Regions from separate parts of the Mus musculus genome. Here all the other regions are linked to region 4. A link is a loop called in an ENCODE intact Hi-C map of the cell type or tissue named here. Cell type or tissue: left cerebral cortex. All regions are shown on one strand. Region 1 holds the start of Lysmd2 (LysM, putative peptidoglycan-binding, domain containing 2). Region 2 overlaps Tmod2 (tropomodulin 2). Region 3 holds the start of Tmod2 (tropomodulin 2). Region 4 holds the start of Scg3 (secretogranin III).

Evidence for each region. Hi-C counts contacts between places; a loop is a spot of excess contacts. Peaks named below come from ENCODE experiments on the same cell type or tissue, not always from the same donor. Only the 100,000 strongest peaks of a DNase experiment are listed, where the experiment ranks them.
Region 1: a loop joins it to region 4, with 2.4 times the contacts of the local background. A loop is called at or near these places in 2 of 42 quality-filtered maps.
Region 2: it touches region 4 in a loop (5-fold over the local background); 2 of 42 quality-filtered maps call a loop at or near these places.
Region 3: it touches region 4 in a loop (6-fold over the local background); 2 of 42 quality-filtered maps call a loop at or near these places.

What each region holds. Positions count from the first base shown.
Region 1 is chr9:75,623,644-75,631,643 of GRCm38, reverse strand. Lysmd2 (LysM, putative peptidoglycan-binding, domain containing 2) reads right to left here and starts at 5,912. Exons shown (of 3, transcript NM_027309.2): 1 at 5,607-5,912. The coding sequence starts at 5,879. In left cerebral cortex, a CTCF peak has its summit at 4,543 (motif pointing left); DNase peaks (open chromatin) are centred at 5,480, 5,786 and 6,287; H3K4me3 peaks cover 2,395 bases; H3K27ac peaks cover 1,909 bases.
Region 2 is chr9:75,592,549-75,600,548 of GRCm38, reverse strand. Tmod2 (tropomodulin 2) reads left to right here. Exons shown (of 10, transcript NM_016711.3): 2 at 3,147-3,339; 3 at 5,472-5,628; 4 at 7,864-7,986. The coding sequence starts at 3,214. Among named protein-coding and RNA genes, the nearest start is that of Tmod2, 15 kb to the left of the region's middle. In left cerebral cortex, a CTCF peak has its summit at 1,264 (motif pointing left); DNase peaks (open chromatin) are centred at 1,031, 2,779, 3,386, 6,955 and 1 more place; H3K4me3 peaks cover 484 bases; H3K27ac peaks cover 3,851 bases.
Region 3 is chr9:75,606,223-75,614,222 of GRCm38, reverse strand. Tmod2 (tropomodulin 2) reads left to right here and starts at 2,898. Exons shown (of 10, transcript NM_016711.3): 1 at 2,898-3,199. In left cerebral cortex, a CTCF peak has its summit at 3,116; DNase peaks (open chromatin) are centred at 3,565, 4,021, 4,473, 6,387 and 1 more place; H3K4me3 peaks cover 2,350 bases; H3K27ac peaks cover 2,460 bases.
Region 4 is chr9:75,679,636-75,687,635 of GRCm38, reverse strand. Scg3 (secretogranin III) reads left to right here and starts at 3,580. Exons shown (of 12, transcript NM_009130.3): 1 at 3,580-4,001; 2 at 4,646-4,698; 3 at 5,317-5,362; 4 at 5,457-5,672. The coding sequence starts at 3,911. In left cerebral cortex, a CTCF peak has its summit at 3,639; DNase peaks (open chromatin) are centred at 2,715, 3,563, 6,826 and 7,636; H3K4me3 peaks cover 3,572 bases; H3K27ac peaks cover 4,478 bases.

The DNA of each region.
Region 1 (8,000 bases), 56 kb after region 4:
ATGCTCCATACTTATTCCTCAGTGATAGTGTTGGGGGACAAGGGGGTGGGAACACATAAAAACTACTAAAACCCGAAATCACAAGTGACCTTGCCATCCCTTTCACTCTGGGTGACACTGTGACAGCCAACAACCCCCAGCAGCCTCAGTGGTTACCATTAAGAACAGCCCAGAAGTCACACAATTAACTCTAACTCCCAAGACCCTTCCTCCCTCAACAGGAAGACCACTTTTTCCCAGCAAGGTGTCTTTAATGTGGGGGAAGCGTGCAGCAACTCGGCTTAGTAGCTAAATGGAAGAGGAAGAGCGGACCTAAGACCTGAACTCTGTCCCAGCACTCAGCCGGTATAAGCACAGTGATACACAGTGAGTCTAGACTGTGTCAAAGAAAGAGGGAGGAGGAAGCAGAGTTTATGCAAATCTGTCTCCTTTGCTCTCTCCTTCCTATTTGCAGCTTTTGTGCAGTTCTCTAGTTTTTCCAAGGTTTCTAAATAAACTATTCTTAAGTGGCAATTTTGAGCTATGACCAATTTCCCCCAGTGGCTTGGATACAACAGGGAGAAGCCAGGATGCTGGAATCAAACAATAGCTAAATCTAGAGCCAGAGCTAAAGGGGCCTTAATGTCTCAGTAGAGATAAACATTGCAGGGACATTCCAGCAAGTTTACGTCTGAGGTTTGAACTTCAGTCAATGGTTTTCTCAACCCGACCCAAATGGTTTCGGTTTCCCAGAACCACTTCCTCAAATTCTAGCAGAGATGCCCCAACCTAACCCTGTGTGTAACTGAGTGTTAGACTCACACCTGGAGGAGGCGAGGGCACCGACAGCACCCACCAGCAACTGTGGCTGGCACACAGAACTGGCCTTACCTGGGGAATAGCAGAGCCTATAATCCCAAGTTCTGAAATGGAGGCTGGAGAACCAGGAGCCCTAGACTAGTGTGGGCTAGACAGTGACTTCAAGGCTACATGAAACCTTGTCTCAAAAGAAATAAGAAAAAAGGGCCTAGAAAATGGCTCAGCAAAAGCGCTCACCACCACGTCAGATGACCTGAAATGGGTCTCTGGGCCCCACAGGGTGGAGAGAAAGAATTGACTCCTGTAAGGTGACCTCTAACTTCTACTCACATCCTGAGGTGCATGTCACAGCTATCCCCAACCTGAGGAAAGGGGTCATTTTTAAAATGTTCTTATATTTATTTCATGTGTATGGCCTACATGTAAATGCCTGGTACCCAAGGAGGTCAGAAGAAGGAATTGGATCCCCTGGATTTAGATATAGATGGTTGTAAGTCATGTGGGTGCTGAGAACCAAACCCAGGTCCTCTGAAAGAGCAGCAAGTGCTCTTAACCACTGGGCCATCTCTCCAACCCCACTTTAATTTGTTTTTTTTTTTTTAAAGAAAGGAAATAGGCTTCCAATCAATTCTTGCATTTCATATCTTCAGCAGGTTGTGCATCCTCACTCAGTCCCAGTCTAGGATCCTCCCTTCTAGAGCCTGCTCCACTTCACAGGCTACAAACCCTTACCACCCAGAATTTTTATGGACTGAGTTCATACACACATGAAGGACCTGCTAGAAAGAGAGGACATTGTATCATGTAACCTTGGTGTCTAACATAGGCCTTAAGTAACCCAGGTCCCATACAAGTAGAGGAAGAAATGATGAGTATGGGTTATTGGTGAGTTACTGAAGAAAGGACACTGTAGAAATACCATATTTTCCAACTCACTGGAAAAAGAACTGGGGCTAATTGACCTGGCTCAATTCCGTTTGTTTGTTTGTTTGTTTGTTTGTTTGTTTTTTCGAGACAGGGTTTCTCTGTGTAGCCATGGATGTCCTGTAGATCAGGCTGGCTTCGAACTCAGAGATCCGCCTGCCTCTACCTCCCAAGTGCTGGGATTAAAGGCATGTGCTAGCCACCACTGCCTGGCGATCTGGCTCAATTGAACAGAATTCTTCTTCCTACAGAGAGGCCCCCTGGGTCTCCCGGCAGATGTCTGAGTCAGATATACTCAATGGAAACAGTAAACAAGGAAGCAGAGCAGGCAGACACAGTCTTTTTTACATTGTGACTGACACAAGAAAAGAAAGCTCCTAGGTGAGAACCCTGCAATCAAGCTGCCAAAATACAGATTCACAATGTGTCAAGTGAGTGTATAACTGTATCCTACATCACATTCCCAGCTGGTTCCTGTGTGGCCCCTGGGTTACAGATGAGACACAACTGACAGGATCAGCAGAGGACCCAGCCCCGGCCACTTCTCACTACATCTTCCCTTCTTCACTGCTGTTATCCTAGTTATTCTTCTAGTTCACTGCATCACTACAAAGCCTTCATCCTAGCTTGTTCCCTTTGGTCCTGGTCCATACAGTCTATCATCATAGCAGCAGCCAGAATAATCCTTTACGGTCAGGCATGGCGATGCATACCAGCACTCCAGAGGCTGAGGCAGGGTTACAAATTCAAAGTCAGACTGGGATTATACAGAGAAACCTTATCTCAAGACAAAACAAAACAAAACAAAACCTACTCTGTTGGGTGGATTTTATGCCAACTTGACACAAGCTAGAGTCATTGGGAAGAGAGACCTTAGGAGCCAGGTGGTGAGAGCATGTGCCTTGAATCCCAGCACTTGTGAGGCAGAGGCAGGCAGATCTTTTGAGTTCAAGACCAGCCTGGTCTACAGAGCGAGTTCCAGGACAGTCAGGGCTACAGAGAGAAACCTTGTCTCAGAAAACCAAAAATAATAAAGCAAGAATACCGCTTGGTCATTATGGGAAGGGGTTTGGTTTGGTTGGTTGGTTGATGGTTTCGGTTGTTCATATCATCATCTTATTATGCAGCCCTGACTCCAATACTCTATATGTAGCCCAGGCTGACATGGAATTCCCAGTAACCGTCCAGCCTCAGCCTCCTCAATGGGTACTGGTGTTATGGGTGTACGCCACCACATCTAGCTTAAGATAAGCATTATCACATTCCCTGGTTCTGTATAGCCAATGGGAGCACCTCCAAAACAATTTCATCAAAGCAATGAGCTAAGAATAAAGGAGCCAGGCAGTGGTGACACACGCACACCTTTAGTCCCAGCACTCTGGAGACAGAGGCAGGTGAACCTCTGTGAGTTGGAGGCTAGCCTGGTCTTCAAAGTGAGTTCCAGGACAGTCAAGGCTAAGAGAAATCCTGTCTTGAAAGGCCAAAAACAAATAAGGAAGAAACAAAAAACAGGCGTGATGTTGCCTTTAGAAGAACATCCAGCCATGTGCAGACAAGAATAGAAGGGTTCGTGTCTGGTGGGAAGAGCTGGGTACTGTGAAATACCCTACAATGCTCAGGACAGCCTCCTGAAACACGGAATCTTTCCATCTGTATGAACAGAATGTCACACGGAATGCACACCTTACTCCAGCAGGTGAAAGCAGAAAGATCTGCACTTCAAGGTCATCCTTACCTACATGGGGAGTTCAAGGCCAACCTAGACTACATGAGACCCTGGCTTCAAAACACTAAAAAATTTTTAAAATGTATTAAAAATAGTGTTGAAGTTGAGAAATCACATTATAGACTAATTATGACCAGAGATTAAGTACCTAATTCTTTACATCTGAATTTACATTAGAATCAGAAGTTGGGGCTGGCAAGACACTTTAGCAGTTAAGAGCACTGGTTGCTCTACCCTGGACCAGGTTTTTATTCTCAGCACCCATGTGGTGATGGCTCACAACAGACTTTGACTCCAGTCCCAGGGATTTGCCCTCTTCTGACCTCCACAGGCACCAGGCACACATGTGGTACACAGACATACATGCAGGCAAAACACCCCTGCACATAAAATGAATAACATTTTAAAAAATAAAATAAAAAGATCAGAAGCCTTTATAAAAGTAAGGACAATCTGATTTATACTTTAATAGGAAAGGATAATAAAGTTAAAAGTAGCACAATCCGCTTTAGACAAATCACAGGTTCGAAAGCATTTGAACAGAAGTCTACATCACACTAAGTATGTGTTTAGCAGAAGCAAGCAATTCCAGAAGAACGTGTGTCACATGGGAGAGAACAGAAAAAATAATGGCCTCTTTTGGATATCACAGATTCATAAGTATACACATACTAGCCTAGTAGCTAAGATGCACAGAAACCAGACAAAAGTGACCCTCCTCCTTCAGTGAGCAGGATGCCGAAAGCTCTGGCTAAGAATGCAAACCGGAAGTAATATTTAGAGCAAAGAAGACCCTTTATCCCTGTGTCAACTCAAGCCGGTCTTGGTAATAACCATATTTGGAAATACCCTGACCACTTATCTACCTTCTCATCTGCAGAAAGATGAGCCACACCTGTCTCCCCTTAGGCTTCTTATGAAAGCCAAATTAAGTAAGAAAAACGCGGAAACAAACAGAAGCAGGAGAGGTGGCTCCGTAGTTAAAAGCACAGGATGCTCTTTCAGAGAACCAGGGTTCAATTCCCAGCACATGCATGATGAGTTACAAAACCTCTGTAACTTCATTACCAGGGTAACTGACACCCTCTTCTGGTCTTTCTGGGCACCAGGCACACAGAAGGTGCACATACATTAATTCAGGCAAAACACTCATACACTTAGATTTTTTTTTTCAGTTCTGTTTTTCCTAGGCTCTGACCCAAACCAGCCCTCAGTGAATGCTTGAAGGCAGGCTGTAAGAACATTTAGAACTGTGGAGAAGGGTCTCAAAATGGTTTGATCAAGCTCTCAAAACGCTTAAATGATAGATAGAAAGACTTGCTGGTAAACAAACACCTGGTTAAATATGCAAAATAGGTTACTCTGAAGATACAGGCGAGATCATTTTAATTCTGACTGCTGCCCCGACGCTTTCAGGAAAGATCATTGAAAACGGATACTGAGTTCCAATGTAAAAAGGCCATCACACAGCTCACAGTTAATTATAAGTAATTTTAATGAAACAATTTGTTCCCTCGGGTTTCCGTGATCTTCCCCAAGGTGTAATGAAATATACCCAAGACGCACACCCTTATAAATTCGTAAAACACGGCCCTCCAGCTCACCTAGACCACAGTTCCAGGCTGCTGTTTAGACAGGTGTCACGTTCAGGGTCGCCAGTGAGCACAGGGGTGTAATTTCACTTCTAAATAAAGAAGCAGAATCGATAGAACCAGAACCATCCACGGGAAGAACTGTACATCCTGACTCATCACAGCTTGTTTACACAGCGCAGAATTCGTATCGGTGTGGCTTTGAGTAAATAGGTAGTGAGCTCCGGGGAGGAAAACGGGGAAAGGTGGCTGTGGGTAGTGCCCAAAACGCGGGCCTCCTTGTTTCTCGCGCGACAGATACGAGCTGAGACTGGCAGGGCACTGGGAAGGCCATGCACTAGCTGGTCGGGGGAGCTCTGGCGGCCGCCCCTCTCCGCAGCAGCAGCAGCAGCAGCAGCAGCAGCAGCAGCAGCAGCAGCTTAGGCGCCCACTGCAGTTGCAGCAGTGCGCGCTGGGATGCGGCGCGGGGACGCGGGGACGCACGGCCTGTTCCCCACCCTCCGCTCCCACCCCCGACCCCGCCCGAGGGCCGCAGGTCCGGGGCCGCGGCGGCGCGCCCTGCTCACCGTGACTCCGTACTTGAGCGCGATGCCCTGAAGCGTGTCCCCGGCGCGGACCCGGTGCTCCACATGGCGCTCGATGACGCCGGCGCCCAGAGGCGCCCGCACGCTGGCCGTGCTGCCGTACGAGCGGGTCTTGGTGCGGGCCAGGCTCAGCGACAGCTCGGCCTCCTCGGGCTCCGAGGTGGAGCGAGAGCGCGGCGGAGGGGAGGGCGCCGAGGGCCGGTGCGCACGGGGGCCGCCTTCCCGCAGGGCCGGCGCAGGCGAGAGATCCGCCATGGGTCCTGCCAAGGCCGCCCGGGCGCCGAGCTCGCCAAGGGGGCGGCGCCTCCTCCTCCGCCTCTTCCTCCTCACTGGGGCTGCGGCTGGCCGTGCCGCGGGGGCGGCAGGCGCGAGGCCGAGGCGGGGAGCTGCGGGACCTGCATGGCGCGCGCCGCCCTCCGCGGCCGGCTTCTCCACGGCCCCAGAGGTCCGTGTGCTGGTGGGGTTAAGGGAGCTGAGCCCGGACTGCAGTGTGCGGGTCCTGTCGGAGAAGGCCCTGCGGAAGCGGGAGCTCGCCGAGGCCCGTGAGCCGACAGAGGCCCACGGAGGAGTCCTGGGACCCATGTGGACCCCAAAACCGTGCAGACAAGAAAGAGTCCGCCCAAAGCCTGCCCTGGCCACAGTACACCCCCACCAAGCTTTGCTTGCCTTTCCGGATTCCTCATTGGGCAGCCTGCTTGCTCAGTGGTACCCCCTTAATGACATCAAAATCTCGGTGGCAGGAAACCTTAAGATCACTGAACATAGATACAGGTCCCTGTCCACCTGGGTGGTACAGGTCTTCTGACATCCTCCCAACACACACGCACAACTCACGCGCACACCCTTGACAAGGTACTGACCTCAGTCACACACTAAGCCAGTGCTCTTATCACCGACCTATGTATACTAAGTCTTTCTGTTTGGTACTCAGGCCTGCTGGGTAGTCTGCTGGGAGCTGACTACCCTCCAATTGTTGGTAGTCCATTCCTCTTTGAAGACCAGTGCCAGTTTCAGGCCTAGGCTTGTGCAGAGTTAACTGGAGTCTTCTGCCCTAACTCTTGAGAGATGCCACCCCCACCCGTTCATCCATCCTTCCCTCATCCCCACCCCAATCCCCTTACACACACACACACACACACACACACACACACACACACACACACACCCGACTCTAGGTAGAAGAGAAGAGTTCTCTTGTTTCATTGGTTTTCTGAAGTTTGGTATGTTGCTGTGCCCACAAAGACAAAAGAAACCGTTTAGGACACACTGGAGGAAGAAGAGCGGCAGCAGTAGTCCCCAGTATCACCCACCCCTTAAAGATTCTTCAGTTTTTCCCTGAATATAAACCCACATTGGCACCCAAGTCAGTTGTTTTTACTTTTCACATATATACCGCATCCTGACCAGAAAACTTAACCTCCTTCCTTACTCCCATCTTCATGTTTCGCCTGTGTTGTTCCCTCCATCAGCAACAGTATTCTCCCAAAACCCTGTCTACTGCTCATTTGTCCACTTTTAGGTTTTTTTTTTTTTTTTATCTATGTGTGTGTGTTCTGTATGCGTTTTGGGTGATCGCGGAGGCCAGAAAAGGCTGACAGATCCGCTGGAGCTGGGATTGCAGGTGGTTGTGAGCTGCCCGATGTAATCGCTAAAAAACCAAATCCATGTCTTCTAAATGAACAAGACACTCTCTTAAGTGCTGAGCTATCTCTCCAGCTCTATTTTGAAGAAAAGGTTCCCTGTAGCCTGGATCTCTTGGTTCCTGCCGCCGCTACTGTTACTAGGATTACAGACTGTACCATCACAAGTGGTTGGTGCTGTGCTGTGGGCTGAACCTCAGCAAGCTCTCTACCAGATGAGCTACACCTCTGGCCCCTGCATTTTAGTGTTCTTTTTCTGAAACACGGTCTGACCTGTATAGGCCAGGATGGCCTTAAACTCAAAATCCTCCTGCCTGAGCCTCCAGAGTGCTGGGATTGCCTGCGTTTCACTACATCCAATTTGTTTTGTGTTTGTTGCCTGGGACTCATGCTGCCAAAGCTGGTCTAGAGCTCCTGAGCTCGGCTGATCCCATAAGCACAGTAAATGCTAGAAGTAGATTCCCAATCCATTGTTCCCAGATTTCTTCCATCTTTAAGGTCCCTTTTTCAAATAGTGCTCTTGGGCAGTGCATAGGCTAGAATCAAAGGCTATATTCTCCATGGGATTCTTTTTCTGATTCTCCCCAAATTGTCCCTAGCCCAGCCTGCCCAGTTATTATTTCCCCATAGACCCTCCAGGGTGGTTTGTGCATCTTGTTCAGTTTTGAACTGTGTTTTCTTTGAAACATTTGTGCATTTACCTTATCTCCACCAGATACATACTCCCGGAGGCATC
Region 2 (8,000 bases), 87 kb after region 4:
AGTCAAGGGGGCCCAGGAAGTAACCCAGATTTTGACTCAGGGTCTGATCTGATGGAAGAAATAAAACTCACATTGACACTGGAAGATGAGTCTGGCAGAGTCAGCCAGGCGTGGGATGTGAGGAGGGGTTCTTAGTGCTCTGAGCAGAGGGAACATGCATTTCTGTTCCAGGGATTGGAAATGGTCCAGGAGGCTGGATCCAGGAGGACATTGGGGAAGCCGTGCAGGAGGAGGTAGAGCTGCAGAGGCCAGAGTGACTTCATCTTCAGGGCAACAGGAAGCCACTAGGAGATTTCAAAAAAGATCCCTTTGAGCACTGTGTGTAGAATGATCAGAAGGTGAAGGGCTGGGTCTGGGCATGGATGGAGATGGAGATGCAGCTCCCGATCATTCTGTAAGGACGGGATTTCCAAGTGATGCCTGGAAGCGAAGGGAAGGGGAAATGGCCAGGATGACACCCTGGCTTCAGAAACAACTTCTTGAGATTCTAGAGGAGGAAAGGGCACGTGAAGGCTTTTCTGGTGTATTTTCAGGGTCTGAGGTAGCCAAGGGAAGATTTTGGTCATATAACTCAGATCTGGTCCTTAGGGACAAAACCTAGACTACAGATAGAGATTTTAAAGTTAGCAGAATGTAGATAATAATTAAAACTTCAAGGCAAGTAAACACCCTGGGTGACCTTGAAGACAAAGCTACCGAAGCCAGAGTGTGAATTTGAACTTCATCCTTGGGGCAGTGAGAGGCCACTCAAAAGTATGTAACTCCTACGGTGAGACCCTGAAGGATACCAGTATTTAAGGCAGAGGGAGAGAAACTTGAAGAAAGACAGAGAAGAGTGATGAGAGAGAGCCCAGAGCAGCCTGTGTGGTTGGGCTCAGTGGCCCACAGCCTCCCTCCCTCAATCCTGTAGTCCTGCAGAGCTCTGGATCTTAGCCAAGCCTCAGAGGCAGTGAACAAAGAGAAGGGGACATTCCAAGCCATGGTGCCACATCTGCCAACTTCCCGACAAGAAACAGAGGGTGGGCTCAGACCGAATAACTTGAGGAGATTTCAATAAAGAGGCTATTTACAAAGATTTAGGGAGCTTTAGAGAATCAACAAGGCAGAAATCTGGCAAGAGTCCTCACAGAGACCCTTTACCACCCTGAGGCCTGAAGCCAGCAAGAGGGTGGCCTTGGGGAGTCATGGTCTTCTGAAACAACCTCTCCCCACCCTCCCCCACCCCTATCCCCACTGTGTCCTCCTCTTTGCCGCTGGTGCCTCCTGTTGGTCAAACAGAAGGCAGAAAGGGCAGTCTGAGTCACATAGTACTCCTGAGGCACAGAGCCGAGTGGCCAGCAGAAATGAAGGACAAACCAAGGATTCTAGAACAGTTACCCTGGAGATGAGAACATTTGGGAGGGAGTATATTAGTTTCTTGTATTGCTGTCATGACAAAGAACAAATTCAGTTGCTTAAAACAATATAAGTGTGTCATCCCTTCAGAAGTTAAAGAGGAGTTTGCTGGTGTCCGAGAGACCTTATGCCTCTCTAAAGGCTGGAGGGGGACAGTCCTAACTTATTTCAACTTCCAGAGTCCTCACGTTCCTCTTCTCCTGGCCCTTCCTGCATCTTCGGAGCTCCAGATCATGATGTTCTGACCTTCTGTTCCAGCCATGACCACTTGGCTTTCTCTTCTATCACCTGAATACTTTGGAGTAAATTGGGACCACCCAGACAATACGCGGAACACTTTCCCTGTGAGAGGTCGTTAATTTAGAGCTAAAGAGATAGCTCAGTTGGTAAGATCCAGGTCCCCTAGGCATAGTACATAGCTTTCACCAATATCCCATTTCTCCCAGTCAACCAATCCTCCCCCTAGCCACCCCAGCCCATTCCACCAACTCATGGTGTACTTTCCTACCCTGTGTTTCTGTGTATGCCCTGCTCTATCTAGGTGGCTCTTGTACAAGTATGTCCTCTTTAGGACCTCTTCCTTCAAAGCTCAATGACAGTCTCTTTCCCGATGACTCTCAAACCTTCCCCTTTCCTTATCCAACAGTTTTCAGCCGACTTCAGACATTGTTGTAACACTTACGGCACGGCATTGTTGCGGTCTGTGTGTCTGTCTCACTACACTCTGACCTTCCTAGGGGAGCTTTGCTAGAATTGTACTGGTAATAGCAGGTATACAGCAAACCCTTACTGCACTGGAAGAGCTGACTGAACACAGAACGCTGAGTTGTCTTGCTAAGGAAGATCTGTAGAATATTCCGCCAGGGGCTGAGAAAAACTTGCATTGGCTATGAAAGTTCAAGAAGGAGGCATTTCAGAGGAGTGGAAGACTGGAAGAGAATGTCTTAGCAGTATAAAGAAAGAGCAATTAGGAAGAGTAATTGCAGAGATGATAGCAACCAAAATAAAAAGGATGTGAATCTGGGAGGGAGATAAGGTGGAGCACTAGAAGGCATTGGAGGGAGGTGGTCGTGGATAGGTGTGATGAAGGTCATTATTTAAAGGTAGGAACTTTCAAGTGAATTAAAAAAAATATTAAAATACTCTCAACAACATCATTAAAAATGAAAGATAAGAAAAGAAGACAAGAGAGAATAACTGTGTGACCAGAGCTTTAAAATGTCTCTTGGTTTCATTGTGTGGACTTAAGGGACAATGTGTTCTCACCCAGAGCCTCTAAACTCTTTCCTGAATGAGTCCCATTCTGTGTTCTCCACAGCGCTCTCTACCCTGAAAGGGCACAAGTATGCTGCTTACAACTGCCATACAATTGTTCATTGTTCTTCACTGTTCTCAGTGGAAAGCTAGGAGTGGAAAGCTACTTCCATTGTAGTAGAATGGAAAAGCACTCACTACCCTGGGAACCAGAAGCCAGTAGCAAAGTCTCTGGTCACCATCGTCTCAGTCGCGGTCTGTAAAATCCAGTGATGGTATCTTGCAGTCTTCCTTACAGGGCTGCTCTACTCAGGGAAATGGTTGGGATAATGTGCTTTGTGTGAAAATCCTGCAAGCTGTGGTCAGCTCTGGAAATTAGGGTAATGCTGCCTTTCGGGTCAGTTGTCTGTGCAGTAGATTCCATTGCGAGCCTGGCACAGTCTATTACTAATTTTTTCAGTGTACAGTAAGGAGATGACGGTGTTTCTCTTTGTCAGTGGTAGTGTGAAGCCTCAGGAAGCTGGCCCGCTCGAAGGTGTGTGAGAAAGGTGTATCCTGGAAACCATGGCGCTCCCCTTTCAAAAAGGGCTGGAGAAATACAAGAACATCGACGAAGACGAGCTTCTTGGCAAACTCTCAGAAGAGGAACTGAAACAGTTGGAAAATGTTCTAGATGACCTAGATCCCGAGGTTTGTGGTGTAGGACTGGAGTGGGGTGCTTAATGAGCGCACAGGAGAAAGGGGGCGGGCGGCTCTCTCCTTCGGTGGTTGCTGAAGTCCCCACAGCCCCAGTGTGCAGTTCTGCGTTCTTCCCCATTGCTGCTGAGCCATTTTGACAAGTTCACAGTGAGCCCAAGTTTTGTTTCTCAAAAACTGGTTCACTGTAGATGCGCAAAAGTGCTTTCTGCTGGGAAGGAACAGTCTGATTTAGCCTGCGGCTTGGGGGAGCAAAGAGAACAAATCTTACTAAGTATTTTCCAAGTGTCAGATCCCTTGCTGGGCCCGAGAGTCCTTGGGGAAATGGCATTAACTCGGTTTTATAAATAGAAGGCACACTAGCCAGAGTGACCCACACAAGATCCCACACTGGTAAATGTCTGAGGTGCTGTTGCAAACACTTGTGGAGTGTAGAGTTTCTTTTGGTTTTATTTTTTGAGACAGGGTCTCGTGTACTCCAGGCTGGCCTGGAACTCATCGTGTAGCTGAGGATGACCTACACTTCTGATCTTCTGGCCTCCTCCTCCCAGGTGCTGGGATTACAGACGTTTCAGCATGTTAGGGATTTAACCCAGGGGTTTCTGTGTGTGAAGCAAGCACTCTGCCAACTAAGCCATAGCCTCAGACCATTTTTTGGGTTTATTGACACAGGGTCTTATAGCCTTGATGGGCTGCAAGCTCACTATATAGGTGAGGATGACCTTGAATCCCTCTGGTTTTTACCTCCCAAGTGTCGGAATAGCAGGCATGAGACACCACACTAGTCAGATTTCTTTTTTTAAGGCAGATCTCACTATATAGTCTTGTTTGGCCTGAAACTCACTATGTAGCCCCAGGGTAGTCTCAAACTCATAGACATCCACCTGCCTCTGCCTCCCAATTTCTGGGACTAAATATATGTAACACTATAACCAGCCCAGAATTTTTTTTAAGATGGAGTCACACTGTGTAGCTAAGGCTGGCCTGGAACTTATTATGTAGCCCAAGCTGGACTCTTAGGTGTTGACTACAAGCATGCAACACCATGCCTGGTTTTATAGCATTTTTTTTTCTCTTTTTGGTTTGTTTATTTTTGTTTTGTTTTGTTGTTGTTTGGGGTTTTTCTGTTTTGTTTTTTGAGACAAGGTCTCACATAGGAGAGACTGGCTTCAAGAACATTATGTATGCAAGGAGAACCTTGAAATTTCAATCATTTTACCTTTACCTGTAAAGTACAGAGATTGTATGTACTACCACAACTGGTATAATTTTATTCAAATATACAAAAAATTTGAAATTCTATGACAATGTATAGATGATTATCATCATAATATCAATTTCTAATATTTTTGTCAGTTCTTGAAAAGCTGAGTAGCTCTTTATAGCATTTCATTTGCAAATATCTTCTTCAGCCCTAATAACATTATTTTAAGCTTAAAGTTGGAGGCATCCAAAATAGTGATTTAACTCTAGAGATGTAAGCAAATAAAATTATTTATATGGCATTTTGCTGTACTAGATACTTTGGATATTTAGTTTATTTTTTAATTTAAGTACGAATTATATATGTATATATATATTCCATCCATATATATATGGATGGAAAATGGGGCTTAATCAGAGCAGGTGAGCATAATGCCATCACTTGGGTGGGGGAAGAAGATTATGAGTTTGGGTGGAACCTGGGCAAAATAGGGAGTTCTAAGGCAGCATGGGCTACAAAGGGAGACCTTGACTTAAAAATCTAAAATACAACCAGGCATAGTGTTGCATTTAATCCCAATACTTGGGAGGTAGAGAAAGGCAGATTTCTGAAAGATCAAGGCAAGCCTGGTCTACATAGTGAGTTCCAGAACATACAGACAGGGCTACATGGTGAAACTTTATCCAGAAAGAGAGAGAGAAGGCAGCTGCAGAAAATCCAAAGCTGATACTTCTGTCGCTGTTGCCCCTAGAGCTGGTTGGGTTCCCTTCCTTAGCAAAGGAGGTTAGAACATGCATGTCCCCAGAGCTGTCAGCTGGTATAGGTGCCCCCTGCTCTCCCACTTTCAGTCAGTACAATCAAATAAAGAAACAACACACTCGGTCTACTCAACATCTTCCCTTCATCACATCTGTCTTGTCAGAGTGCAACGCTACCTGCTGGATTCCGACAGAAAGACCAGACCCAGAAAGCAGCCACTGGCCCATTTGACCGAGAACACCTGCTCATGTACCTGGAGAAAGAGGCTTTGGAACAGAAGGACAGGGAGGACTTTGTACCCTTCACAGGAGAAAAGAAAGGTAAGGCCCACAGACTCCATGTCCTGGGACAGAATGCCCTTCACACATTGTGGAGCATCCGTCAAAGGAGCTGATCTGGGAACAGGAAGTAAACCTATAAACTACACTCCATACTTTACAACACCGTCGTGTCCAACACCCAGAGTGAACGCTAAGGTAAATTACAGCTCATGGTGGTAACGATGGGTCTTCATGGGTTCATGGGATATTAGTGGGGAGGGTTGGGGAGGGCATGGTACATGAGAATTTTCTGCTCAACTTGATATGAACCTGAAGCTATTCTCAAAATTGAAGTTCATTAGTTTAAAAGAGAAAAACCTTTTGGTACATCAACTAGAAGAGTCTAGGCAAGGCCTCCTACTCTGTCCTGAGTGGTTAGAGCCCCATCCCCCAGCTCTAGAGCTATGATGGAAAGTGTGCCATGCATTCATCTTACGTTCACTGAGAACCTCCCCTGCAGAACTCTATGGCAGACCCTGGATCTCAAGAGGATGGCTTGTCATCCAGTAAATGGAACACACTGGTGTGACTGGGAAGGCTGTGAGGAGCAGGTCCATGCCAGGACCCTATGCTGTCCCCTCCTCTCTTTTCTTTCCCTCTCCTCCTTCTCCTCATCCCTTCCTCCCCCACCCCTCTCCTGCCCCCATCACTGTGTCGCCTAAATAGGCTCCTAATTCACATCATCCCAGACTTTACCCCCCACCCCAATGCTGACACTTCAGACGTGTTGCCTGCATAATTTCCTAAACCCTGCTGCAGCCTCAGCATGGGTGTAGCTTGCACGGCCTCCTGCCTGCATCGCTCCTTTCCTTGCTAAGCCCCAGCCTGTGTCTTTGTTCATTCTCCCAGACTTGTCCAATTCTGCTCTCTGACCTATACTCCCCCCCCACACACACTTTTTTTTTTAAATCAAGAGACTCTCAGCTAAATGCTGGGCCTTGGATTTCCCTGACCCCTCTCTGTCATCACCTTTCCTACCATAGAGTGCCCTATCTGAATGACCCCTGGGCCTTGCTTTCATAGCCCTGTGACTGTGTTCATCGTTTCGCTGGTTTACTTTGGTGGTTGTGTGGTATCTGTATCAGCCTAAGAAACTGGGTGGAGCTGAATGACAGGAAGGAGGTGCTCCTTCCTCTGAGCTCCAGTGAGGTGGTCTTTGGGCCTCTACTCAGTGGTGAGGAAAAGGGGGCACTAGGCAGGTGTCATCCTTGCCACTCTTTCTGTGCTGTGCACGTGACGTGATGGGTCACTTGCCACTGAGAAGGAAATTAAGAAAGCAGAGCTGATCAGTGATGTGTCAGGTTAACAGCCTCAGGTTACTGTGGAATACAAGCTGTTTCTATGGCAACACAAGCTGTTTCTATGGTAACACGGTTGCTGTAGGACTTAACCAAATTGTGACAAGCATGAGGTATAATGTAAAAAATCTTCAATAAAATTCCCAAAATGGTGTGTATTCAATAATGACAGAATACTAAAGGAGGAGATTTTGTCATTTTTTCCTGAGTTGAGGAGTGTCTAAGGCAAACTAAACCCAGATTGACCTACATGAAGCTTGTGGTGAAAGCAGGACTAGCTGAGTGTAAAAGGTGCACACAATCACCTTAGAAGATGGCCAGTGGGTAGTTACCCTCCCTGCCGTGACAAAGTACCTGACTGAAGCAACTCAAGGAGGGATGGGTCTGTCTGGAGTGACAGTTCAAGAGAACAGTCCTATGTGCCATGCCTTCAGGACAGCAGAAGCCTACAGCAGAGGTTCACTCTGCATCCGCAGACAGAAATCAGATGGACGCTGGTTCTCGGTACACTCTCCTTTTCATTCAGTCCTAGACCCCAGCCCACAGATTGGAGCTGCCCACAGTTTGGAGCTGCCCACAGATTGGAGCTGCCCACAGATTGGAGCTGCCCACAGATTGGAGCTGCCCACAGATGTTAGAGTCTTTCCAATTAACTCAGTCTAGAAACTCCCTCATGCCTGGAGATTTGTCTTTTCCTGTCAAGTTGATGATATTAACTATCACCATTAGGAAGATGCTCAATTACTAGTGAGCTCAGGGGAGTTCTGTGTGGTAAAGGCAGGATTCCTTCCTTTTCGTACTAGATTAGCCCCATCAGATGACAGGAAACAGCTCAATGGCGTGTGTCTTAATGCCAGCGTTGCATCTTCTGTTCAGTCTGCCCGCCTTACACGTAAGGCAGTAGCTCAGTCGTCTTTCGTTTTCTTCTGATTTCAAGGGAGAGTCTTTATCCCCAAGGAAAAGCCTGTAGAAACTCGGAAAGAAGAGAAAGTGACCCTGGACCCAGAACTGGAGGAAGCCTTGGCCAGTGCCTCAGACACTGAACTCTACGACCTTGCAGGTCAGTTCTCAGGG
Region 3 (8,000 bases), 73 kb after region 4:
TTGCTTTATTGTTGTTGCTTGGTTTGTGGTTTGTTTGGTTGTTCTGTTTTGTTTGAGACAGGGTCTCACTATGTAGCCCTGAATTTCTGGGAGCTCACTATGTAGAATAGACCAGACTTGAGCTCACTGATATTGTCCTGCCTCTGCCTCTTGATTTCTGGTATTAAAAGCATGTGCCACCATACGGAGCTGGTATTTTCATTTTTGAAATAGCATCTCACACTGTCACCCAGCCTATCCTATAATTTAATGTGTAAGCCAGGTCAGCCTTAATTTCTCAGCAATGCCCCTGCTTCAGCTACCAAGTGCTGGAATTACAGAAGTCTACTTCCAGGCCAAACTTCTTATTAATGTCTGTCTATCTGCTTGTTTGTGGTTCTGAGACAGGGTCTCTACAGCCCAGGTTGACCTTAAACTTACTATGTAGCTGAGGGTAAACTTGATCTTTTGAACTTCCCACTTCCATCTCCCTAACATTGGAATTATAGGTGTGTGCCACCATGCCTGCTTATTGATTGCTAATATTAAAAATAGGAAAGTTAGGGGAGACAGGAGGCATCTATCAGGATGTAAAATGAATAGATAAATAAATTAATGGAGAAAAGCAGGAAAGTTAAGTAAGTATCCTACTTCCCACATTTGTATATCCATTGGCATCTACTCACTTCTAGCCCTTGTGAGACACACAGGTTGACCAGATGTCCTTTTTTTCTCAACTGTCTTTAGTGCAATTTCAATATCTTTCTAGAGCCCCTATGTGGCTGTTGATCTCTGCTTGGGCTTCCAACTATGACAGCAGTATAAGAAATCACTTCTGAGTCTTCTTCATTCCATAGACTGCTCCTGAAGTCATGATCCATTCACTGTATCACATTCAGCCTTTCTTTATGAAGGACCAGGACACAGCCACAGAAGGTAGTCGGCTACCAGGTATCTTTGTCTCTCTTTCCTCCAATCTGAACAAAGGTGCTTCAATATCTTTAGATTGTGCCTTTCGCTAGTAAAACTGTTGATCTGATCTGTAAACAGCCCCATTTTTATTTAGTAAAAGACTATGCTTTGTGATGAATGTACAACATAGAAAGGTCAGATATCCTGTCTGTTATACAGACCATTTGGCATAATAAAAGCATAGGAAAACTCGAGAACATTATTTAAACTGGTTTGGTCACACCTCCAGTTCTTTTCATTCTGACAAGGGGATGCAGGGTTATAGTTGACCATGGAAACTCTGTTGTCTCTCAGCAGCCATGGTATACCTGTGTTCACCACCCTAGTTTCCAGAGCCTTAAAAGGCCAGCTTTTATTTTCTGACTCAGCCACCCACTGGCCTAATTTTTGTTTATTTATGTTAATGTTCATGTTACTTGTGTGGGGATGCCCTGGGAGGGCAGAAAAGTGCATAGGCTACCCCAAATTTAGAGTCACAAGCTGTTGCGGTCTGTCTTGTGTAGGCGCTGGGAACCACACTGGTGTTCCCTGGAGAATGATGTCCTTAATGACTAGAGAAGCTGGATAAACCTATCCTACCACCTCTCTTTCTTGAATGACTCTGAACTCCCATAAAAACTCCCTTTGTTCATCCCATGGGACTGTTACAAAAATTTTTTAAAAAATTACAGGAATATGAAGGCATATTTTTCACATGCATGCAAAGTTGCTGCTATTATTTTCGACTTTAGGATTTCTTCTACAGCATGTTTTTTATTTCAGCTATGTGACTATTGCATACCTCACCCCAGATAGCAGCCATTCAAGTTCACCCTCACCCATCCTTGGTCTACTATAGATCCAGTCAGCCCTGAAGCATCCATCTCTTTAGTTCATGTTCCTGCACTAATCCCAACATAACACCAATCCCACCATATAGTGAAATACTGCATGGAGCAACTTGGAAAAAAATACAACAACAACTCAGAACAGCTATAACTGTCAAGTACCCTTCAAAGGTTATATACTCAGCGTACCCAACAAGGAGTCAAATGGAGAGCAACCTTATGGAATAGAAAATGCCCCTATTGTGTGTATGGTGGTACATACCTGTAGTCCCAGACCTTAGGAAACAAAATCAAGAAGACTAGGAGTTAAAAGATCAGCCTAGGCTACATGATAGGACTCGTTCTCAAAAGAAAGTTTCTGGAAGGAACCCATTTTGCTATGCACTTCCACAATCAGGGATTCGTCCCATTCAACTTTCATGCCCCAGAAACAAGATAATATTCTGTAGTTCCTAAGAACCAGTCAGAGAGAAAGGACATTTCAGTACATCTTCGTTGGTGGGGATGGAGGTTAGACTGCTAAAAGACCCACAGTAATAAACTCAGGGAGTTTTAACTTCTACCCAGGCCAGAGACGCAGCTATCTTTTGCATAGCACTTTTTGCAGGACTTTCCCATCAGAGACTGCATCCAAAGAATGTCTTCTGTAACCACAATGAAGGACTCCGGACTGTGTGTGCTCTTAGTACAGATAGACCTGCGGTTGTTGACTCCCACACCGCATCTTTAAGCTGTAAACATTTTACAGGGAATGAGTCTCGAATCCAATGTCCAGTATGAAGCCAGTGTGTAGGTATCAGTTCCCCAGCACTCCCAAACCAAAACTTTTATCCCACTCCCCAAACCCCAGTTAGTTTTCCAACCCCTCTTAAGCAATTAACCCATCTAGTTCTTCCCACACCTACACCTAGCCAGTAAATCCTAGGGCAGGCCTGGTCTATTCCTATACTTGGCCCAAAGTGGGCCTTCATGAGGCTGCCCAGAAAGATGCTCAGCTGTCCACAGTCTTGTCAAGCTTCTGCCACCCATGGCGTCAATGATCCTGAGCCAGTCCACAGAGCCTACCCAGCATCCCCCAAACCCAGGCTCCACCTGCCTCGCAGCGTGCTGGCGCACGTAGCTCTAGATTCTACCGGAGGACCCTGCGAGGCCATCGCGTCATTGGGAGACGCAGCTGCGGCCCGGGCAAAGGGTCCTGTCTCGGAGTGGCCACCGCGCGCCGCCAGAACTACGCTTCCCAGGCTGCCCCGCTGCAGCCGCGCGCCCCGCGCCCCGTGCCGCGCCGCGCCCGGCCGGGAGCCGCCTGTTGATCGCAGCTCCAGCCTGGGGCCACGGCGCCGCCCCTGCTGGTCGGACCCGCTCACTCCTGGCTCTAAGGCTGCTGGGCAGGACCTTCCGCTTCGGGATGGGCACAAGCAAAGGTGAGAACCTGGGACAGGAGGGCACTGTCGGGACATCCTATCTGAAGCACCCCTGTCCCCCGCTTAGCGTGTCCGCGGGAGGATGCTCCATAGCGTGGCGCGCGGCCAAGTGCAGCCCGCAGCGGCTTGCACCCGAGCTGCTGGTGCGCGTGGTGGCAGGGGACCGAGCCGGGCAGCCGGGGATGAGTGTGGGTACCGGTTGCACTGTGCCCTGCAGTCCCGCAGACCCTCGGCGCCGCAGTCCACGCGCAGATGCAGAGAGGGCGCGGTCTCCAGTCGCTCCGGGCTACGGAACTGGGGTTTTCCACCTTAGGCTTTGTTTCCCATTTTCTCTTCTCCCGTAGACCGGTGTGTGATAAGCTCTCTGAGTCTTGGGCATCTCACGGCCTCATTTGAGCAAGAGCCTGGGAAGGGAGGAGTCGGGCCGGCATCTTTTCTGAGATCCTGGGAGCTGTCACAAGGACGCATCTGCCTTCAGAAAGCCTCTCTGAGCAGGTCCCAGAGAATCTTTTCTTATTCTTCCTGGTTAAAATCATGCTGGTCTGTGTCTTTCCGAGGCTTCTTTGCTTTAACCTGTTAACCTGCAAAAAATATGAAGGTCGGGTTTTTTTTTTTTTGGGGGGGGGGGTGATTTTTTAAAAGGCTCTGGGAATTTTTATTTTAAAATATTAGAAGATGGGAAGGTAATGCGGCTAAAATGCAAATTACAGGAAAGAGGCCGAGAACGCCATCGTTTCTCCGGCGCCTATTAAATATCTGATTCACCATGCGCTTGGGAAGGGAGAAAAAAGAACATCAGAGAACGAGAACGTATTACAAAAGCATGGTTTCCATAGCAGCTCCACCATCTAGGCGCTGATGGATGCTGGGCCAGACCCCCTCTCCTCTCTAAGCTGCGATCGCCGTGTAAAATGAGATATTTGGTGAGATGGATTCTGAACCTCTTTTCGTCCTAGATTCTTATATCAAGGTACTGAGATGGCCAGAGTGTTTAACACTTTTACAAAATGCTTGATGGAAACCGAGCGAACAGTTTTCCCTTAAAGAAACAGGAGGATTTTTCAGGGCTTAGCCAATCCAGTTTTGGTTTTTTGTTTGTTTATTTATTTGTTTGTTTGTTTGTTTGTTTTAAATATGCCTGGTTCCCTCAGTTTTCTTCAGTATAGCTCAATAAATATCTCAAAGGTTTGGTTTTTATGTTAATATAAATTGGCAGGCCACAATGTGGTGGTTTTGTTTGCAGCAGGCACTTCGATCAGCTGATAAAGGTTAGTGGCTCCCTAGGGCTGGGCCTGAGCTGTCAAATGTGCTCAGCAAAAAGGTGGGGGAGGAGACTCCAACAAGCAATAGCCAGAGAGAACATACAGTGAGGAGAGAGAGAGTGGTACTGATGGGTTATTGTGGGAAAAGTGAATTCACAATAGAAGGTCTGAGAGACACACTGTACATCACTGACCTAACTCCCCAGCTGGTACAAAACCAATGAGTGTGAACAGGATTTCATATTATTTCAGAGCATCATACTGAGGGAGCACGTGTCTTTACAATGCAGAGATTAGGAACTTCCCACCATCCTCCCAAGGTCAAGGTGGTACCTCTTATGGGTCTCCTGCTATAAGAAGACCATCTATATTTCACCCGTATAGTATTCCAGCCTATATAATGCAGGGGTAGGGAACAGCTATCATAGGTGGGAAGAATGCAGGTGACTGTGAATTGATGTATGTGGACTTTGACTGCTACATGAGAAAACAATAGTTGTAAAAGATCATTTGGGGGGACAGGATGTGATAGGGTCTGACTTAATCCGAGCACATAGAACTCTGTGAGTTTAAGGCCAGCCTGATCTGCATAGGGAGTTCCAGGGCAGCCCAGCAACATGTAATGAGACCCTGTCTCAACCTTGCATACAAAATAAAGAAGTAAAGAGAAATAATTTGGAGATGTGCAAGATAACCTGAATATGCACTGTGTGTTAGACAATATGGAAACTGTTCTTAGATACAGTAAAGGTACTGTAGTATATAGGAGATTGTTCTAATTTTTTTGAATTTTAAATATTTTTAAATACCTTTACTTATTATTTGACACAGTGTATCTTGATCCTATCCATTCCTCCTTAGCCCCCAGTATGTCCTCTTCCAATCTTCATGCCTTTGCTGCTGCTGCTGCTGGTAGCCTACTAAATCCAAAGTCAAGTGATCTTGTTGGGTTGATGTGCAGATGGTACGTTAGTAACCACAGAGGCTGTGGGTTCATGAGTGCAGCCGTTGTCCTGTCTAGAAGACGTTTCACTGCACTCCTCCCCATCCTCCGGCTCTTTCCGCTTCCTTCCATGATGCTCCCTGAGCTTCCGTGTGGTTGATTTAGATGGTCCATTGAAGAGTGCGCATCCACAAGTCACTTAGTCTCAGCACTTCAGTCATTATGAGTCTGCACTAACTGCATGCCACCATTGTGCCAGTCAGCACACCTTGGCTGGTAGGTCAGTATGAAAGCATTAGGGTCCACTGTTTGGGTAACCCATTGGTGAGAGCACACAGAGCACCTTCTGAGACTATGAAAGCTTCGGATTTTAGAGATGAAGCACATTAGCATCTAGAACACTCAACAGAACGGTCTGTGGTCGTAGAGCAAGTTGAGGACAGTGACGAGAGTCGTGAACCAAGAATGGCGGTGTACAGCTGGACTTTGCTCCACTCTTTTGTAGATTTGAACCTTGTTTCTTTTTCCTTCCTTCCTTCCTTCCTTCCTTCCTTCCTTCCTTCCTTCCTTCCTTTTTTTCCTTTAGGAGGCAAGAGTGTAAACCGGGCTGCCCTGGAAATAGCTGTTAGACCAGGCTGACCTTGAACTTAGAGATCCACCTGCCTCTGCCTCCCAGGTCCTAGGACTAAAGGTGTGCACCACCACCACCACCTGGCTTAGATTTGAACTTTTTAAATAAGAAATTGGAGGTGAATTTTAAGAAAACAAAAACAAAACGAACAAATAGAAAAGGCTGTAGAAGACTTTGTGGATATGGACAGAGTGCTGGATGAGTCTGACAGGAATTTCTTAACTCCAAGTTCCCAAGCAAGACATAAAATCTTCCCAGAGATGTTAGTGGAGTCAGGAAAACATTGCTTCCTTTGGTTCTTCTAGATCATTTATGCTTAAGAGACGAATCCTCTAGCTTTAACTCAAAATGTCATTATATACTTGGTGTCTGTGGGAAACTTGTCATAGAAAACCACCCCCCATCAAGTTCTTTTTAGAAACTATCACAGTATTTGCATGTAACCAGAGGTATTCTCCTGGGATGTTTAAAGCCTCCCTGAGCTACTTATACCTAATATACTGTCATTCTGTAACCTCGTGTGCCTCTTTTTTTGGATTGACAACAAAAAGGAACGCACAGTAGAGGCGTTCTAGGAATGAACCCAGAGTCTTGCTAGGAAAGCCCTCTACCACTGAACTATAGCCTCAGACTTTTTTTTTTTAAGATAATTTGACCTGCAGTTGGTTAAAGTAGTGATGTGGAAATCCCAGTTATTAGTGCAGCCTCTGTGTTAGTTCATTCTCAACCCTCAATAGTTCTTGCCCTAGCTAAGAACTACCCTGAAAGAATTCCCTCCTCTCCACCCATGTAGGATTGGAGATTGAAGATGAGGCCCACACAACCTAGGCGAGTGTTCCACCACTGAGCCACAGCTGAAACCTTCTTTTATTCGGTTGGTTGGTTGTTTGGTTCACCGGTTGGTTGTTGTTGTTGTTGTTTGGTTGGTTGTTTTGTTTTCTTTGGGGGCAGGTGTTGAGACGGGGTTTCTCTGGGTAGTCCTTGCTGTCCTGGAACTCAATCTGTAGGTCAAGCTAGCCTTGAACTCAGAGTTCTGCCTGCCTCTGCCTCCTAAGTGCTGTGATGGAAGGTGTGTACCACCATGCCCGGCCTCAGCCTTCTTTTGTTTTTTATTTTGAGTTAATGTCTCAACAAGTTGTCCAGGCAAACCTTGAACTCTTGATCCTTTTGCCTCACCCTCCTGCGTGGCTTGGGTGACTGGTCCCAGGGTCCAGCTGTCTTTTCCCTTTCACGTCTGGGATCTGTGACAGTATGTAAGAAAGTCTGAGAATGTAAATTCTAGCCAGCATCAAATGGTAGTTCATTTTACTTTGGGTTAGAAAATGCTGGGGAAGTAACTGATTTAGTTTCTGATAGAACTTAAATAGTGGAGTTCCCTCTTTGTCCTTTTGTGAGTATATCACATATAACCTTGTGTGAAAAGTTATGTGGACTTATAGACTAAACCTGGTTCAGAGAAAATTCTAGAAGGTATGTGCAGAAGGCTTTCTACTGCAGACTAAAAACAAAAAAACAAAACAAAACAAAAAAAAAACCCCAATGAACTCTTAAGATACAACGAGGTGCAATGGCTCATGCCCCTAATCCTAGCATTCAGGAAGCAGAGATGGGAGACTCATCACAAGTTCCAAGCTAGCCTGGTCTACATAGTGAGTTCCAAGCTAGTTAAGGGTACAGGGTGAGGCCTGGTCTAAACTTAATTACACACACAAACACACACACAAACACACACAAGATACTGTATTTTGTCTCTGATACAAATCCCTTTTGTTCAAGATTAATTTTTCTATAACTAGATCTTGGGTATGTGTATGTGTGTGTGTGTGTGAGAGAGAGAGGGGGGGGGGTTTACTTGGATATGTGTTGGTAGTGGCATATGTTAGTGTTCTGTGACTCTCTCAGCTGTTGTGCTTCCAAACACTTAGAATATTGTTAGTGTTACAAGAGAAAATACCTAATCAGATT
Region 4 (8,000 bases):
TTCTCAGTTGGTGATCAAGGGGAAAGGGCCCATTGTGGGTGGTGCCATCCCTGGGCTGGTAGTCTTGGGTTCTATAAGAAAGCAAGCTGAGCAAGCTAAGGGAAGCAAGCCTATAAGTAACATTCCTCCACGGCCTCTGCATCAGCTCCTGCTTCCTGATCTGCTTGAGTTCCAGTCCTGACTTCCTTTAGTGATGAACAGCAATATGGAAGTATAAGCTGAATAAACCCTTTCCTCCCCAACTTGCTTCTTGGTCATGATGTTTTGTGCAGGAATAGAAACCCTGACTAAGACACCAACTGTGAAAATACTTATAAGAAAAGTCAGGAAATTTAAACTCTGGAGATTTGGTGATACTAAAACAGTATTATTCTTATTAGGTTTGTTTAAAATGCTACAGTATCATTAAAAAATAATTCTCATCTTTTAGATAGATGCACTGACATATTTAGGGATGGAATTAAGTCTATGGATTTATGGGTAATTAGTTCATTATGGGGTAATAACTGGCTGGAAATTTAAATACCAGGAAGCTGCTGGTTTATAATTGTTGAAGTTGGACAACAGGTTCATGGTGCTCATTTCCATGTACTCTTTACTTTTATATTTGAAATCTCCTGTAATAAAATATGTAATAATGGTAAATATAACAATCACTTATTAATAATAATTAATACCATGCTTTTTTATAGTAAGTAGGCAGGAATATCTTCTAATTATCTCTACCTATGTTTATGCTGTTTGTTTACTCTTTTGAGACAAGGTCTCGTGTAATCCAGGCTAGCCTTGAATTCACAGTGTAATAAAACTAGCCTTGAACTCCTGATCTACTAGCTCCACCTCCTGAGTGCTGGAATCAGAGGTGTGAGCCACCAGACTGGGTAGATATCTCCACCTTCAAGACTCTCAGCTCAAAAGGTCCTTTTTTAGGTAGGTACCAGCTGATGTACTTGTGTGCTGAAAGCCACGTGGGCCACAGTGACAGGCTATGTGTCCCACTGTTCTCACCATGTCTTTTGTGTTCATCTGTGTCACTGCTACTACTCTCTTGTAAAGTCAACATGCTTTAAAAATATTTACTATTTACATGTCTTTGCATATAAGAATAAAATATTTTAACTCTTTTTAATATTAACGATTTTTCTAAACCTTGTGTCTTAGTTAGAGTTTCTACTGCTGTGAAGAGACACCATGACCACAGAAACTCTTATAAAGGAAAACATCTCATTGGAGCTGGCTTACAGTTTCAGAGGTTCAGTCCATTATAGTCATGGCAGGGAAAACATGGCATCATGTACCATGCAGGCAGACATGGAGAGGTAGCTGAGAGTTCTACATCTGGATCAGCAGGCAGCAGAAAAAGCATGAGCCACTAAGTCTGGCTTTTGTTTTTGAACCTCAATGCCCATGCCCTAATAATACACCTACTCCAATAAGGCCTCACCTCTTTATAGTGACACTCCCTATAGGTCTATGGCGGCCATTTTTATTCAACTACCATATCTTGCCTGGTCATTAATTCCATTATTTGGACTCCATTTGAACTCTGCACATACAAAGGAGACATAACAAACCTCGGTGATTATTTACTCTCCTATACTTAACTAAGAACATCATGTTGCATGTGAACCTTATATACTATAGAGTTGCTTTGATGTTGGTTTCATACAGTTTTTTTTTTCTCTTTACTAGGCACAAGACCAGCAGTGACCAATGTCATCTTGTCTTTTTATATGAGCAATTATGTTAGGACCTGGTACATTTCAAATGTTCAGTATATATCTGTTCAATTAAATTAAGATTATTCCATTTACAAATCTATGCTTTTGTCCAGTATGATCACGTATAATAAGACTAAAAAAACATGAACTTATTCATATTCTATTTTTATGCCACATTCTATTCTATTCATATTCCTTCCTGTTCCATAAGTCAGCTGATCTGAAACATTACTCATTCCATAGTTCAGTTTCTATCTAATGTGATAACAAGTGGCATCTATATGTCAGCTGATAGAGCTGTCATTTATGTTTTAAGGAACAGAGATCTAAAGAAATTTCCCTTAGCACAGATGTGATTTTAAAATATGACCCAATTTTTTTAAATTTTTAAACACAATCTTAATAATTATATGGATGTGTGTCTGTGTTGGGGTATGTGCACATGTGTTGCTCACAGAGGCCAGAAGAGGATTGGAGCTGCAATTACAAACAGTTGTGAGCTACATTTATGTAGGTTCTGGGTCCTCTGCAAACCCAATGAACCATTGCTCTAGCCCATGAGTTAATTTTTAAGACTGCAGCATACCAGGATAATGATACTGTGCTACCCACCATTGAGAAAGATCTATTCGTTTTGAAGTAACTGCTAGATTTGAAGTACTCTGTAACAGATTTTAATGTATCAATTTTTAAAAAAGATTCACATGGAAACAAAAGGACTTTTAGATTCTTAACTGAAATACTTGCATGACTATTAAACTCAAAACCTCCAGAAAGGGAAATCTGTTTGTCAGTGGGTTTGTTTGTTTGTTTGTTTTCATGTATTTAAATAAGTAACTTGGTCCATGAGAGGGAGGAGCCAGAAATCAAAGGCCTGATTGTGCTGGATCCTTCTTTGTGGCCATTCTTCAGCTGGGTTCTCAGCAGGCTGCAGTTGAAAGGGAAAGATCCAAGTTCTGCTTAAAAATCAGACTAAAGAGCTTGCTCAGCACCCCGCTCACATTATGCTACTCGCATTCACCACTTAAAAGTCTTTGGATAGTAAATTGTATGCAATGACCTCAGTCTTCCAGGATATTCTCGGATTATAGGAAGCACCCCTCTGACTTGCTTATGAGGAGAGGAGTATTTTTCATGGCTTTCCCTTTTCTTGAAAGACTCTCAGAACATCAAGATCCTCAGGTATAAATTAGACCCGGGGAAGAATGTCACAAAAGCACACTATTTTTCCTACTTGGTTAGAAGAAAGAGAACAAAACTGAATATTTCTGGTGAGGACTCTCGCTCCAAGAGGGACAAACGGGTTGTTTTGTTTTGTTTTGTTTTGTTTCCTTCTCTAACTATGTGAGAGTGAAGTTTTATGCACAATGTATTTGAAATAATATTCGTGCGCTTTCCTAATCAAAAGGCTCCTGTGGAGCTGAGATGCAAGAGCATCAAAAGACTGTCAACACAGATCAATAAAGGCAGGTCTTTATAAGGTTTGATAGAATTATATCTTTTGTTTATAACAGAATTTTGATTATAGTAGAATATAAAGGTATAACAGAATTTTGAGTATAGCAGGAAGGGATTTTGGAGTAGAGACTGCAGAAGAATAACAATCAAAATTAGACAAAGATTACCCATGTCTCCTTGACAAGTTCACGGGTAGAGAGGGCATTTAACCCTTGAGGTACAGCAACCATGCCTATCGTCCAGCAATCCTGCAATCCGGCCCGACTCCGACGTAGAAACATACCCAAGACTGCGGCAAGGAAAATACGCGAGCAAGCCTGTCTCCCCTCCCCCGCTCCGTTCCCGCGGGATTGGAGTAGCGCTGGGTCGCTGACGCCATCCTCACGCCTCTGGTTTGCATGGAGCATGCGCCTCCTCCTCATTTCCTCTCCTGGAGCTAGTGGAGTAAAGCTACGCCCAGGCCCGCGTCCGCTGGCGGCGCAGGAACTTCAGCACCCGCGGGGCGGACAGCGCCTACCGCACCTGCTCACCTGCTCTGGGCGCCAGAAGAGCCTGCATCCTCCTTCCAGCCCGGAGCAACTGCGCCGGAGGCGCCCAGACCCTCTCCCTTCCCGCACCCAGGCTCCTGTCCCTTCCAGCTTCTTAACTCCCCTTCTCATTCATAACAAAAGCTACAGCTCAGGGGCCCAGCGCCAAGCTCTTTCCAGCAAAGCACAGAAGAGCAAGAAAGAATGGGGTTCCTTTGGACCGGCTCTTGGATACTGGTGTTGGTGCTCAACAGCGGCCCAATTCAAGCTTTCCCCAAACCCGAAGGCAGCCAAGGTATGTGGACATTGCTCTGCTTTAGAGTTCTCTTTCATTTGGCCCAGCCAAGATAAAGCTTGATGTGACCCGTGAGCTCTAAATCGCCCTGCCTAGTTTTTCTCAGCAGATCTCGTATCGTGCATATTGACAGAATATACACGGTTTTGACTTCAGAGAACGAAGATGGATTTTTCTTTCTCCTTTACTTTTAAAATAATAGAGCGATAACATGGTCTTATTTTGAAAAGGGGAGCGAGTACCTGTGCTTAAAGTGGCTAGGATTTTTTTTTTTTTTTTTTGCTCATTACACATGCAGGATATGATGATCTCTTTTAATGTACCAGCAATGATAATCCAAATAGTATGTTTCCAATTGAAAAGAGCTAATAAGCTAAGAATTAGAACTATATGTTAAATTTCTGATCAGAAAATAAAAGTGTGATTGCATTTAATTCAGGATATGCAATAATATAATAAGCATACCAACTTTGGAACTCACCATGTATACAATTGATAATCTTTGCTACTATAAATTTTATTTTATAACATTCAGAATTATTTCTCCAAAAAATCTTTTTTCATTGTGTTTTTTATTTTAATAGGAAACATATTTGACCACCCAAATGCACAATTAAATTTATATTTATGTGTATTTATTCTAGACAAATCCCTGCATAATAGAGAATTAAGTGCAGAAAGACCTTTGAATGAACAGGTAGGTCAGATGTAAAATTATAACTCCTATGTTATCTTATTCACTGTTGTCACTTACTGTAGTTTCCTTGTGATATTTTAGCCATTTTACATTTATAAACTCCAAGACATTAATAATAAATTGACAAAAACTAAGATGATAAATCTGGTTCCACTAATTCTGTGTTCTCACAATTAGTGCACTGAGTTCTTATAGCACATGGGCTGAGGCATGATGATAACCCAGTGAGATCAATACTGTAGCCACTCTTATAAGACTGTCTAGTTTACCAAAGTGTGTGCGTGGCTTGTTTTGTTTTCTTTGAGACAGAGCCTTGCTGGGTAGCTTTGATTGCCCTACAACTCTTGATCTTTCTGCCCCTTCCTCTTGAGTGCTGGGATTGTCAGCACATGCTACCACACTTGGTTGAAGATTTGTCTTTTGTCAGTATCACAGGAGAGAGGAATTAATTGATTAAAGCATATCAGCCCTTTGTTTTGTCTCATTTAATCCTGACAACGGTGCTTTCTGCCTGCATTTTACAAACAGAACTAAATCACATAGAGAGTAAATCTTGTGGAATTGATAAGTAGTGAAGCAAGGATTTAAAAGCAGATCTGTCTCCTGTTTGTCTCACAGATCGCTGAGGCAGAGGCAGACAAGATTAAAAAGGCATTCCCTTCAGGTAAAAAAGAAACCACTCTGCTGTTCAGTTAAATATGTGGGTCACAGAATTCTAAACTAAAATGCATGTGTTGGGCTTGGAACTTTCCTTCCAGAAAGCAAGCCGAGTGAAAGCAATTATTCTTCTGTCGATAACTTGAATCTGCTGAGGGCAATAACAGAAAAGGAAACCGTTGAGAAAGAGAGACAATCCATAAGAAGCCCCCCGTTTGATAACCAACTGAACGTGGAAGACGCTGATTCAACCAAAAATCGGAAACTGATCGATGAGTACGATTCCACCAAGAGTGGACTGGACCACAAGTTTCAAGGTAAATGATTAACCAGGTGCTTTGCCGCCTTCTCTTCTCACTCTGAGTTTCTCCTTACATATTAAGAAAAGGTCACACACTTTCAAAATGTATTGAATGCACGTATAACCTTTTATTCATCAAGTCCAAAGTTGAGGTCAAACCAAAATTGACCTATAACATACAAAAAACCTAGAGTCTCAATTTTCCCCTTTAAAGATCCCTTTACCAAAACAGGTATGGTGGCTCAGGCCTGGAATCCCGATCAACACTCAGGATGCTGAAGCAAGAGAGTTGTCACAAGGTTGGGTTCAGTCTGAGCTACATAGGGTACCAGGCCATCCAGACCCTGACTCAGAAAAAGCGAGAAAGGCAGAGATGGTAATTGGTTTTCCTTACTGATGCTTTAAAAAAAAAAAGTTAAAACCTGATATCTGCATTTTACATTATTGAACTCATTTTGCTATTTCTGTTTATTTTAATAACTAGTACAAATTAAAATATGATTTCCTCAAATAATTAGATCAATTAAAATACCCCCATGGTAAAGTGTCTACTATTTAATTATTAAAAGTTTCCTCCTCTTGCCTTTGGTCATCTAGCCAGTCCACACTTGCATTTTAACCTGGACTCCTTTGAGCTATAGACCTACTTTCTTCCTACCTAACATCTTGCTTTGGGAGTTTCAGATGCACTGAAAACTGAGCATATCCCAGAGTCAGCTCATGAGCTCTGTCCTCCTCACAAGTCCCCTTTAAGAGGTGGGGACTGGAAGGGGAGGTCAGCAAACAGGATGTAAAGTGAATGAATGAATGAATGAATGAATGAATGAATGGGAAATAAAAGAGATCTTTCCTTAGGAACTGTGCTGATATTTATCCTTTTTTTTCCATGACAGAAATCTAGGATTAAACTATTTCCTTTTTTCTTACCTCTTCAATTCTAATCTTTCAAAGCTTACTCATTTTGTTTCTCATGTTATCTCCCAACTTTGGTTTTTTACAAACAAACAAAAAAAAAAAAACCTACTGTTCTCAATCACCACCAGCTTTACCCAATACTCAATCGTGTCTCACTTGAAGTACAGCAAAATCTTTTACAGATCTCCCAGCAACCGCTCCAGCTTTTTTCAACCTATTCCTGATGTGACAGCTGGAGTGGGTGTTTTAGTTTACAAATCTGACTTACTGCAATATGTGCATGCCGTTCTTTGTAGAGGGTGCTCAATATCAAACTCAGGGCCTCGCGCATGCTAGGAAATCACTCCACTACTGAGCTCAACCACAGAGCCTTTGAGATATAGTCTAAGCTATAGTCTAAGCTAGTTTTAAACCCAAGATCCTCCTGCCTCTGTTTTCTGACTGCTAGGACTGCAAACATATGCCGCCATGGCCAGCATGCCCTGGTAGTTTGATTCATTTGTTTTGAGTCAAGGTCTTTCATGTAGCTCAAGCTACCCTGGATCTTAAGGTTCCCATGCCTCTACATTCAGATGCTGGGACTACAAGCATTCAATGAACACGCCTTCTTTATTTCCCATAAATCTCTTTAGTAGATTCTCATTTCTCTTGGGACCGAAACTAAAATCCTTCCTATAGTCCCTGCCCTCAGAATGACTGTCAAACACTTCTAGTTAGGTTGGTATAGCACACATGCCTTGATAGATACCTTGCCCCTTGCCTTCACTGCACTTCTTGTAGTTTGAACGGTTATGTTTGTAGCTGTAGCCAGTTATGATTGTCTTTATCCAAAACTACATTGAAAACCTCACAAGAACAGAGACCTATATTAGGGCCAGTGCCTGAATAATCATTAATTTGTTGTATGAGTCTATAAATAAATGAAGAAATGAGAGAGTGTGTAAGGTAATGAGTGAGTTGGCATAAGTAGGCCTTGAAAAAAAAAGAGAGAATTTCCATTCTGCAGTCCAGCTTAGAAGTGAGTCCAGGCTTTCTTCTCTGTCATTATTTTGTTTCATGGCAACGAGAGAATTATGCTGATTATCTCTGGGGCGGGGATTCCAGTTAAATGGGACTTTCACAGAACATCATGGTCTCAGGGGAGCTTAGAAGTGTATTATATGTGTTGGGTGGATAGAGGCCATGATTTATGTTTTTCTACTTGGGGAATTTAAATCTTGAGTTCTACTTCTTAACCTAAGGTATGTGGACCAGAACCACAGACATTAGGCATAACTGCATTAAAAACAAGTTTAATCATTCTAGTTGAACAGAACATTTAGTTTAATAAAGTATAAAAAGAATGCAGTGTGTGTTTGGCTCGATTAGTCACCCTGGCTGTAGGTGCCAGCAGAGACACGGATTGTTTGTGACTTGACCACTAACATAA